Linked DNA regions of Homo sapiens: region 1 is linked to region 2. A link is an interaction called in ENCODE POLR2A ChIA-PET data of the cell type or tissue named here. Cell type or tissue: OCI-LY7. All regions are shown on one strand. Links, peaks and the distances in the headings refer to the core of each region. The heading gives the core; the rest is flanking DNA.

Region 1 (5,373 bases), core at 164-5,163, 230 kb after region 2:
TAAATGCGTGCATGGAAAGTCCTTCAAACAGTATCGTCCATAGTAGGTGCTCAAAAAATATCAGCTTTAATCATTATTTCTTCCATTTTTCCTTTCTGTAATATAATGAGACGAATTCCAAGAATATAAAAGCATTGCAAATTATTTTAAGGGAAAATAGGATTTATGGTCTCTAACAAATAAAGTGTACATTTAGAAGGGTGACGTAAATTCCAAGAGACAAATGTTGTTATCAGTGAGTTGGGGATTTTCCCTCCTATAGTTTCAGCAACTTTCCTAAAGATGTATGATCTCTGTTTAAACCCCAAGCGCTCAAAATGTTAGAGGCTTTACTGAAGTCAAGCGTGGGTGACCTCTGCTTTTAATCAACAGGCAAACTGAAGAGACTCCCTAAAATTTAATAGCTATAGCTCCATTTGTTTTTTTTAAATCACCAAATTAAAAGTAAACCACAGATTTATAATTATTGCCTGAAGTATTACACTTTGAAATGTAATATACTGATTATGATAACTTGCAGAGAAAATCAACTTATACATAATGGATTTTTATGTCCCTAAATTACTGAAATTATTTTTCACCTAAAAAGAGATTGCACATAGTTTAATTTTCCCTTAAATTTTCATTCACCGCACCCCATCTCTTCCAAATGCAACAGAATCTTTTTCCCCAAGGTGTCAATATTAGAGGGAATCATAATTTCTACTCTGGAACCCTTCCCTCTTCCTTGGAATTTGCTTCCCATGACTGCACACACTCAGGCCCCTCTTCTCTCTCGTAAATTCAGCTCCCAGCTGAAGAAACCAAAATACCAGGACGCAAGGACAGGGATGGTCTGTTCTGAGGATCTTCAGGGAATGAGCTATACCCATCTTCCTGTCAAAGGCATTTCCCAATTATTCTCCTGAAAGACCAAGGCAGTCTCCCTTCTGGGAAGAAGGGGAGAGGGTGTGGATACACATGCCTCACCCCCTGCCGCCTGTTAACATGTAGCTGAATTCTAGAGTCGTAACTTGATGTCCTGCAGTGTTAATTCCCATTTTACTGATGAGGAAAGGGTAGGTGGCTGTAGGGTGACATTGTATAGGCCATTTCTTCAACAGGATTTTGCTCGGTTCTGTTTTGAGCACCTGCGGTGGACCAGGCCCTGCTTTAGGTGCTGTCCACACAATGATGAGCAAGACAGTTCTACATCTCCCTGGAGCCTGAATATCTTTATCGGTATAGTGGGGACAAAAATCCCACAACAATGACTTGGCCCTTCTCAAGGTGTTGTGTGGAGATCAGCTGAGCTAATGGAGGAGAAAGTGCTTTGTAACATATTAAGGCATGATACCAACATGAAGAATGATCAGGTATAGAGTGAAAGTAGATGTTAAAAAAGAAGGCTTGTTTTTCTGCACTCTTTATTAAATGATAACAATAACAACCACTCATTGTGCACCTACTGTTTGCCAGCCATTTTATGCACATTCTTCCAAGACCTCACAGCAACCCCCAAGAGAGCTGTATGATCTCTTGCAGGGGCCAGGGCAGCTTGCCCTAGGTCACGCGGCTCGTGTGTCTTGGAGCCAGGATTTCAGCCAGCACGACCTGCCCATTTCCCTTTTGGCAGACTCTCATGTAGGCTGTGGGGCAGGGCCTAGGTATCCTGGAGAGAAGGACCAAGGAAAGGCTGAAGGTAGAATGGAAGAGGAAGGAAGAATAAATGCATCTCCTTCAGGATCACAGAGGCAAAGATGAGCCCTGGGGGTGCCAGGGAACTTCTCAGGAAACAGGCAGTCAGGGACAATGACTTAAGGGTTTGGTAAGAGTTTCTAAACCTTTGTAACTTCCTCTTATTGGTTCTTCCATTATTCAGGCCTTCTGCCTATGGGAAGAAGCAATGAAACACAGCCTCTGTCTACCCATATGTATTAAGTGCCTACTATAGTGCCAGGCAGGCAAAAGGAGATGGGCTGGGGAGATGTCTTTTCAGAGGCAGGAGGAAGGGAAGTGTTGAGGAGTCCTGTGATGCACCCACTGTGGCTGAGAATGAGAACTCCAGAGGACTGAGAGCATGGGGGTGGCTCAAAAGAGGAACGGAAAGCCCATGAGTCTCTAGGGCCTTCAGAGAAGAAGAAAAGGGGAACAGGGAGGCATAAGCCCAACCTGGTCCTGAGCTGGGTGGGCCAAGAAGGGCGAGGACTTGGCCCTGACCCTGCCACAGGCTGTCACAGGGTTGAAATTGGGCTTGGGCTGGGCTATGTCCTCCTTGGCCCTCCAAGCCCTGAAGTTCCTCTTCCTCCTCCCTCCTCCCTCCCCTGCTCCACAAGCACCCACTCTTGCATTCTTGGGGAATCAAAGGCTAAAAATAAACAGTTGCCACCAGACTCTGGGCCCAGGGGGGAATGGGTTCCACAGGAGTCCTGTGGACAGTGGGTTGAGGCTGGGGCGAGGGGACGGAAGGTGGGGGGACAGCTAAAGGTCTTAGGACTCCCCCAAGTGGTGATGCAAATAGTCCCCCCACCCCCCACCCTGGCTCTGGAAGAGCCAAGCCTTCTAGCCTTCAACTCCATGACCTTCTACAGCTAGGGCTATTTGGATCCTGGGCAATGTCACTGTGCCTGCTGGAGAGATAGAGCATGTGGCAAAAAATAGCTTCACCTCCTTGCAGTATTCCTACCCATAACTGGACTCAGAGAGTCTTTATCAGTCCAAAGGCATTCTCCCAGTGGAGCAAAGGTGCTTTTCTGGGAAGGCAGAACCCGTGACTCCTCAGCCCAGAGAATACTTAGTGGGGTTCTCCTTACCGAGAGCATCGCTGGAATCCTTTGGAAGAGAGTCCAGTTTTTGGGGTGGAAGGCGGGGTGGGGAGTGGGAGCCGATGTCAACTAGCAGCACACATCTGTCATCTAAGAAATCTTCTTGGGTCTTAGCTGTCCTCCACTCTTCTGTCTGTGTCACTAACAAACACAAGTCCACTTCCAAAACTTACTTGATGGATTCATGGAATGTTCCAATCGAGTAATTGCCCAGACTTTTGTCTCTAGGAATCCAGGGGCTGGGAGACCCTCCCTGGCTCTGTGTTAACTCCATATTTAGCCATAAAGAGACTGCACCTCCAGGGTCAAGGACCCTGGTGCCTCTGAAAATATTAATAAGAACAATAATAACAACACTAGCTACCATGCATGGAGCACTGCTGATGTACCAGGCATTGTGGTCATGACTTTATGTGGATTATCTCCCTTAATCCTCACAACAACGCATGTTATAGTTTCATACCCATTTTACAGGTGGGAAAAATGAGACCTGGGGAGATTAAGTTGCTGCCATTTGCACACACATAGTCAGTGATGGAGCCCAGATGAGATGGTTTATAACAGTCTGACTCCAGATCCCATACTCTGAGCCTCTACGGAAAATGTTCTGTTTCAGATGAAGGACCCACCAGGGAACAGGAAAGAAAGGCTCAAGGCCAGTGGCAAGAGTCCCCAGAACATTTCCCTGGAGAACTTTCACTGTGCCCTGTCCACTGCTGTGTCCCCACAATTGCATTCTGCAATCCCACTAGCAATGGCTTGGTCAGAGGTCGAGCCACCCTGACCTCTCGGGCCCTTGCATACGCAGTTCCATCTGTCTCAAATGCCCTTCCCTCTGCGCTGAACTTGGCCAACTCCTGCCCAGATTAATAGCTCTTTCCTCAGAGAAGCCTGACCTGGCCAGATTCAGTCTCACCACGCCATGTAACTCTGTCTTACAGGCTCTAGCACAGTTGTTATGGAAATGTGTGTTAGAATTTATGGTATCTGTCTCTGAAAGGAATGTAAGCAGGAACCGTGTCTATCTTGTTCACCGAGATATTCCTGCAACTTAGCCCAGTGCCTGGCACATAGTAAGTGTTCAGTAAGTACTTTTGAAGGAAGGAAGGAAGGAAGGAACAAATGAATGAATGATTTGTCAAACGTTGACTGGATGATTGAACCAGTGATCTCAAATGCATTTGGCTGATGGGATGTAGCAGCCGTTGTGCAGAGCAGGAGGGAGGCTGAGGGGAAGATGCTACCGTGAGAGACAGTGCCTCCCTGGGGGCGGTGACAGAGAGAGAGAGGAAGGAACTGCATGGCCTGTGATGAACTAGATTACCCCAAGACTCCATCCAACCTTGAAATGCTGTTACTTGATGTGAGGATGGGCTGGCGTCCCAGATGTCAACCCTTTAAGGTCATGGTCCCCCAGGCCCTCCTCGTTTACCTGAAGAATCCATTGGAGTAAATCCGACCCTATGAGTTCTAAACCTTGTGAGGAAAGAGCTGCATAAAATTGCTTTGAAATGGTCATGGTGGAAGCTCCTCCAAAGCAGCTCATTCTGGAGGGTGGGATTCCTGAGGGCGTTTGTTTCTACATCACATGTTTCTTTTATGATTTCTCCCTCCCTTAACTTCTTCCCCCCAAAAAAATTACCTTTGTATTAAGAGTAACAAAGCCAGCCGGGCATGGTGGCTCACGCCTGTAATCCCAGCACTTTTGGGAGGCCAAGGCGGGCAGATCACAAGGTCAGGAGTTTGAGACCAGCCTGACCATGGTGAAACCCCGTCTCTACTAAAAATACAAAAATTAGCCAGGTGTGGTGGCTCACGCCTGTAATTGCAGCCATATGGGAGGCTGAGTCAGGAGAATCACTTGAGCCTGGGAGGCAGAGGTTGCAGTGAGCCGAGATCGTGCATTGCGCCACTGCACTCCAGCCTGCGTGACAGAGCGACACTCCATCTCAAAAAAAAAAAAAAAAGTAACAAAGCCAAGTTATTAAGGACGTCTTCAAATATTTGGGGGGTAGAAGTGCCTATTCTTTAAGGAGTTTCTGGTTGCAGAGAATGAGGAAAAGGGAGGAAAGAGAGGCTGGGAGTGAGTGGCTGAGTCGGAATGACAATACCACTGATGACTTGTTTTTCTTATTTTGACAATTAACATGCAGTAAAATTGACTTGTGTGTGTGTTACATTTTTTTTTTTTTTTTTTTGAAGAGCCTTGCTGCAGTGGTGCAATCTTAGCTCAGTGCAAACTTCGCCTCCTGGGCTCAAGCAATCCTCCACCTCAGCCTCCCGAGTAGCTGAGATTACAGGTGATTGCCACCATGCCCAGGTAATTTTTGTACTTTTTGTAGAGATAGGGTCTCACTATGTTGCCCAGGCTGGTCTCAAACTCCTGGGCTCAAGTGATCCACCCACCTTGGCCTCACAAAGCCTGGGATTAGAGGTGTGAGCTGCTGTGCCCGGCCAGTTCTACAAATGTTAACGTATATGTAGATTTGTGTAACCACCATTGCAATTAGGATATAAATCAGTTCCATCTGTCCAAAAAACTACCTCGAATTGCCCTTGATAGTCACGC
Region 2 (5,373 bases), core at 132-5,131:
AAAAAAAGAAAGAAATTCAGGGGTATAACAGCTTCAGGCATGGCTGGTTCCAGGGGCCCAGTAATGTCACTGGTAATGTGTCACACTCTCCATTCTCTGCTCTGCTGTCCTGTGTATTGATTTTATTCCCTCATTCCCAGGAAAACTCTTTCTATAAGGTGCAAAAATAGCCACCAGCAACTCCAGATTTACATCTTATCAGCTTAGCACCCACACTGGAAAAGATGTGTTTCCCCTCACCCCTCCCCACCGCCCCACCACTTAAGTTAGCAAAAGTCCCAGGGCTGTCTCTTAATGGCCCAAACTGAACCATGAACAAATCCAGATTCATCACCATGACTCCAATTAGACAGGCCTGAGCATTGTGCTCACCCCCTGGAGGAGAAGAGTGGATGGAATCAGCCCCATCGGAACCACATGGACTGAAAGCTGAGGTGGGGAGGGGATGGGTTGCACAGAAGAAAAGCAGGTGATGTTACCAAAAGGAGGTGAAAGGCATAATGCTAAGAAACAAACACAACAGAGGGCCACTGCACTATCTGATGTGTCGGCAGACTAAGAAAGTCATATGAGCTCAGCTGGAGATAAGCGTTTTCCTGATTCTGAATTCCAGAATGAATCCCTTCACAGAAGCAGTTAAATCCAGGGCCCTTCCTGACACAGTGAACAATAGCTTCACCTCCATTTTTGTACAAATTTGGAAACATCCTTCAAGTACCCATTTCACAACTTGCCCAGCTTTGAAAGCCAAGGACAGAACACCTTTTGCCCCAAGGGAAGGCAATTTTTCAGGTTGCTCAGCTCACATGTTCCCAGGGACAGACTTCCAAACACTGGGAAGATGCTTAGTCAGCAAGAAGAATGGAGAGGCTGCCCTTCTCTAATATCCGGCATCTCTCTGAGCTCTCCTACCCTCCCTCACCTGTCTCACCATTCCATGTCACTCAGATCCCTGCTTTGGGCCAACGGCAAGTGTTCAGACCTTGGCTATAGTGATAGAGAATTGAGAACAACAAACGCATGGACTTGACTTTTAGAATGGAAAGAGATCAAGAATATCATCTAGGGAAGAGACTGCTGATTGTCCCTCAACATCCGTTCTCCCCTTCCACAAAGATGGACTTGGTAGCTGCGACCACGGCCACCCAGAATGAAGACAACATTTCCCGTCCTCCTTTGCCACTGGCCATGGCCATGTGACTAAGTCTAGCCAATGAGATGAGAGCATCGACACCCCTGGCAGCTTCTGAGAATCTTCCTTTTCCTTTTCCACCTTTGCCCCTTCATCCTTCTGTCACTGTCCCTTCTTTCATCTTGCTCCCTGGAATGTGGATATGCTGGCCACCATTTTGGACCATGAGGATGAAGGCCACACGATAGGGAATGTGATTTGAAAGACAGGAGCCATGAGCCCCCTCCCACTCCCTTACCCCTGCAATCAGGCAGAGAAGAGCTGCCACACCAGCCCGGATCACTCATCCTCAGACTTTCATGGGAGAAAGACGTAAGTAAGAAAGAAAAGTATCCATGTTATATAAGCCATTACTGTTTTGGGCTTCTGTTTCCTGCAGTCAAATCTAATCCTAATTGATGACACATTATTTCTTCTCATTTTCCCATAGCCTTCACCCTCCCATCCCCCACCCCCAATACACACATCTTCCACCCAACGCTTGAATCCTCTCCAAACCACTGTATTAATAGAAAGAGTAACTGTACAGTTCACACAGCTAGAGTGACAGGGTGCTTGCTACCTCTCAGGTCACTTTGTCTTTGGAATAGATTTGCCAGAAAAGTGTTAGAAAATTCTGCCTCATATTCATTCATTCACTCTGCATACGAACCCAGTTCTCTCCCTCAGGAGGGCCACCCAGTCTTTCAGACAGTGCTCTGGGCTCCCAGAGCTTCTCTTCCCAGTTTCCTCAGCCTTTCCTATGGGACTTGTCTCCTTTTGGGACATCCTTCACTCTAGTCCCTAAAGCCACATGGGGAAAAATGCCTCATGTTTGCCTCTCCCTGGCACAGGGCTGGGGCTGCAGGTTTGCAGGGAGTTTTTGATTCCATGATGCAATATGTTATATATCAGTGCAGCTCCAAGACAGTTTGGGTATGTGATAAGAATTCCTCACATTTGCACAGCAGCTTACACACTTGGAAGCATTCTCCCACAATTCCATTTTCTGCTTGTAATATAGACTCATGGAAAATAATAATAATAGCAGTAATAATAATATTAATAATGTCACCTTAACAGAAGTGTAAAGGAATGCATAAAACGTAACATGAAAGTACAAATTAAAAAATAGGAGCAAAAGAATAAAAAAACAAAGATCTTAAATCAAGCTCCAGAGACCAGAAAAAATGCACAAGCAAAGGGAAGCGGGTTATAAAATATAAGCAGACTAATAGAAATCACACCTGCACACAGCGTAACTAGACACTTCGCTGCCATTTTAGTGCTTCTTCTTCCTGAGGCCCTGAAGCAAGCAGGGGGCGCTACATGATTAAAGCCTCAGGATACTATCACTGATTTACAGATGGTGAAAATGACACTGGGGAGGTTAAGGGCCCTTTCTCAGGTCCCCCAGGCTGTAAATGTTGGAACCACTTCCTTGACCCCCATGCTCTCCACTCAGTCTTTGCCCCTCATTCCACTGGACGAACTGGCCTTCAGCCTGGAGCACTCTCCCCCACCCCTTTCTTGACACTGGTACCGTCTCTCCTCCACATCTCAACCCAGATGTCACCTCCCCGGCCAGCCCTTCCCTGACCCCAATCTAGAGCAGGCTCTTCCCTCTCTCATAACTGGTTCATCACGAGTCTACTCTGGAACATGCACCCAGTTTACCATGAAGTATTTGTTCAACATGGCCCCTCTCGCTGAGGACCGGACTGCACTGTCTCATTTGCTGCTGTGTCTGCAGCACCTGGAATGGAGCCTGGCACTTCCATGTGCTGGAGCCTCCCGGCAAATGGCAGCCCGTGCTCACAACTGTCGGATGACCCTGCCTTCCCAGGAGGCGTCGCTGAGGCACTGACTCCTGGGACCGAAGGAGCCTTTAGAGCCCACTTCCCCCTATCCCCTCATAATAGAAAGGGGAAACTGAGGCTGTAGCAGGCAAGGAACTTGTCAGGGCCTCACAGTGGTTAGATACAAAGCTGGTGGGGAGGGCCCCAGGTCCTGGGTCCAGGCCAAGAGCCTGACACCAATGGGTTACCCCAACTGTGTCAGGGTTTCTATCCATGGAGGGGTAAAATGAGGCAAGAGGGTCCCAGAAATGTATCTTGTAAGAGGGGTTGCCTAGAACAATGGGGCCTGCTTGGGGAGGAGGTGGAGAGGCCCGCAGGCCTGGCTGGGAAGGAATCCAGCAGGGGCCTTGCTCAGTTTCCTTCCAGCACATGGGGGAAGTAAACACATTCCTTGGCTATGCAAGCGTCCCTGCCTCCAGCCACCCTCCCAGCTGTCAGAGCCTTGGGTCCCAGCCAGTGGCTAGCTGTACCATGGAGGAAAGGACCCAGAGAGAGCGTATATGATTCTCCCAGGGTCACAGAGCACTGTGTGTCTCATACCCTTTGCCTGGGCACAGAGAGGAGAGAAGGACACCAGTGTCTCTCTTCCCTGCAATCCCAGATTGGGCCAGGCAGAGGCCCAGGAAATGCGGAGTTCCAGGTGAGGCTGGGCCTCTCCGAAGATCACTATCTGGATCCCCTGCACTGGCCAGGAAAGTGAGGAGAAGGGTACTAGGGAACCCTGACAAAGCATCCAGCCCTGCCTCCCTACTGTACCAATGGGGAAACTGAGGCCCAGAAGGGCAGGGACTTGCTCCGAGCATCCCAGCAAGCTCGTAGCTAAACCAAGACTAGAGCCCAGGTCTTGTGAGCAATGGCTTCGTATGTCTCTGCTGCCTCCCAGCCCCTTCAGCCCCCTTCTATCCCCTCTTCCTTCTGCTGGGTCTGGTCCTCGCTGATGCTGATTCTTCTGCCCAGAATTCCCTCCTTGAACTTTTTCACCCAGGCAAACTTCTACTTGTACTTCAGAACAATTTCAAGCTTCCTGACTAAAGAGGTCACGCAGCCCGGGGACGGGGCGGATCCTGCAACAGGAGCAGCTGTCCTCGGACCCCAGTGCCAGGGCTGCAATTGCAGCAGCTGTGAAACCTGGCTGTTGGTAGCAGCCAGGAGTGATTCACAGTGAGGGGGAAGGCAGGAAGGTTTGGGTGTCGCCCCTGTGTAAAAAGTCCCAGTGTCGCTGGGTGTGGTGGCTCACGCCTGTAATCCCAGCACTTTGGGAGGCTGAGGCAGGTGGATCACGAGGTCAGGAGTTCAAGACCAGCCTGGCCAGGATGGTAAAACCCCATCTCTACTAAAAATACAAAAATTAGCCAGGCGTGGTGGCAGGCACCTGTAATCCCCGCTACTCGGGAGGCTGAGGCAGAGAATTGCTAATCCAAGAGGCAGAGGTTGCAGTGAGCCAAGATCGTGCCACTGCACTCCAGCCTGGGTAACAGAGAGAGACTCCGTCTCAAAAAGAAAAAAAAAGTCCCAGTTTCATGAAACAGTGCCTGGACTCTGGATGGGGAGACCTGGTCCCAACCTGCCTCTCTCGTCCAGCCGTGGGACCTCTCTGGGCCTCGGTATACTGCGAGATGCCACCAAGGCTGACTTCTGGGTCTGGAATTAGAACCACAGGGTAATTTTTAACTCTTGTGCCAGCTCCAACTGATTGATAGTGGCTGTCTGGAGAGCTGTGTTGAGGAGGATTCTTGTATTGATTGACTTATTGATTGATTGATTGATTGATTTAGAGACAGGGTCTCACTGTGTCGTCCGGGCTGGAGTGCAATGGTGCGATCATAGCTCACTGTAATCTTGAACCCGGGGCCTCAAGTGATCCTCCCACCGTGACCTCCTAAAGTGCCGGGATGACAGGTGTGCACCCCTCACCTGGTCCTGAGGATTCTGAGGTAGGGAGTCTGATGTTCGATTAGTTGTACAAGGTCTCTAAGGGCCCCCCTGCCCTGAGGAATATACCCCTCCGATCCCAGTCAGCAGCTCTGAGCTAATGCAGGGCCTCTGGCCAGGCCACAGGGCTGGGCCTCACCACTCTGAGCTTCCGTGTCCCCGATACATGAAAGACCCCAGCCTCTCAGAGGAGATAAAGGACCTTCCCTGGCAATGGGCCTCTGGCTGCAGGCTGTCGCCCTCTCCCCTCTGCTTGACCCCAGATACACATTCTTTCCAGCTTGTTCCAGCCAGTGCTTTTCCTCCTGAGTTGCTGCTGCCTCTGCAGGCTAATTTGGGCCAGATCAGCACAAAACAGGCCTCAGCAGAGCACTAAGCTAAGCCACTTCCTGCCTGCCACAGGGAAGCGCT

What was found. ChIA-PET counts read pairs that join two places held together with the same protein. Peaks named below come from ENCODE experiments on the same cell type or tissue, not always from the same donor. Only the 100,000 strongest peaks of a DNase experiment are listed, where the experiment ranks them.
Region 1: POLR2A ChIA-PET joins it to region 2 with 11 read pairs; 1 of 35 experiments calls an interaction of 5 or more read pairs at or near these places.

Annotation. Positions count from the first base shown.
Region 1 is chr5:149,678,820-149,684,192 of GRCh38, forward strand. No RefSeq gene overlaps it. Among named protein-coding and RNA genes, the nearest start is that of PPARGC1B, 49 kb to the right of the region's middle. RefSeq lists enhancers at 1,535-1,854, 1,945-1,994. In OCI-LY7, for the core only: a CTCF peak has its summit at 2,428; a DNase peak (open chromatin) is centred at 2,092; H3K27ac peaks cover 1,036 bases.
Region 2 is chr5:149,446,982-149,452,354 of GRCh38, forward strand. No RefSeq gene overlaps it. Among named protein-coding and RNA genes, the nearest start is that of MIR145, 19 kb to the left of the region's middle. In OCI-LY7, for the core only: a CTCF peak has its summit at 2,494; a DNase peak (open chromatin) is centred at 2,480.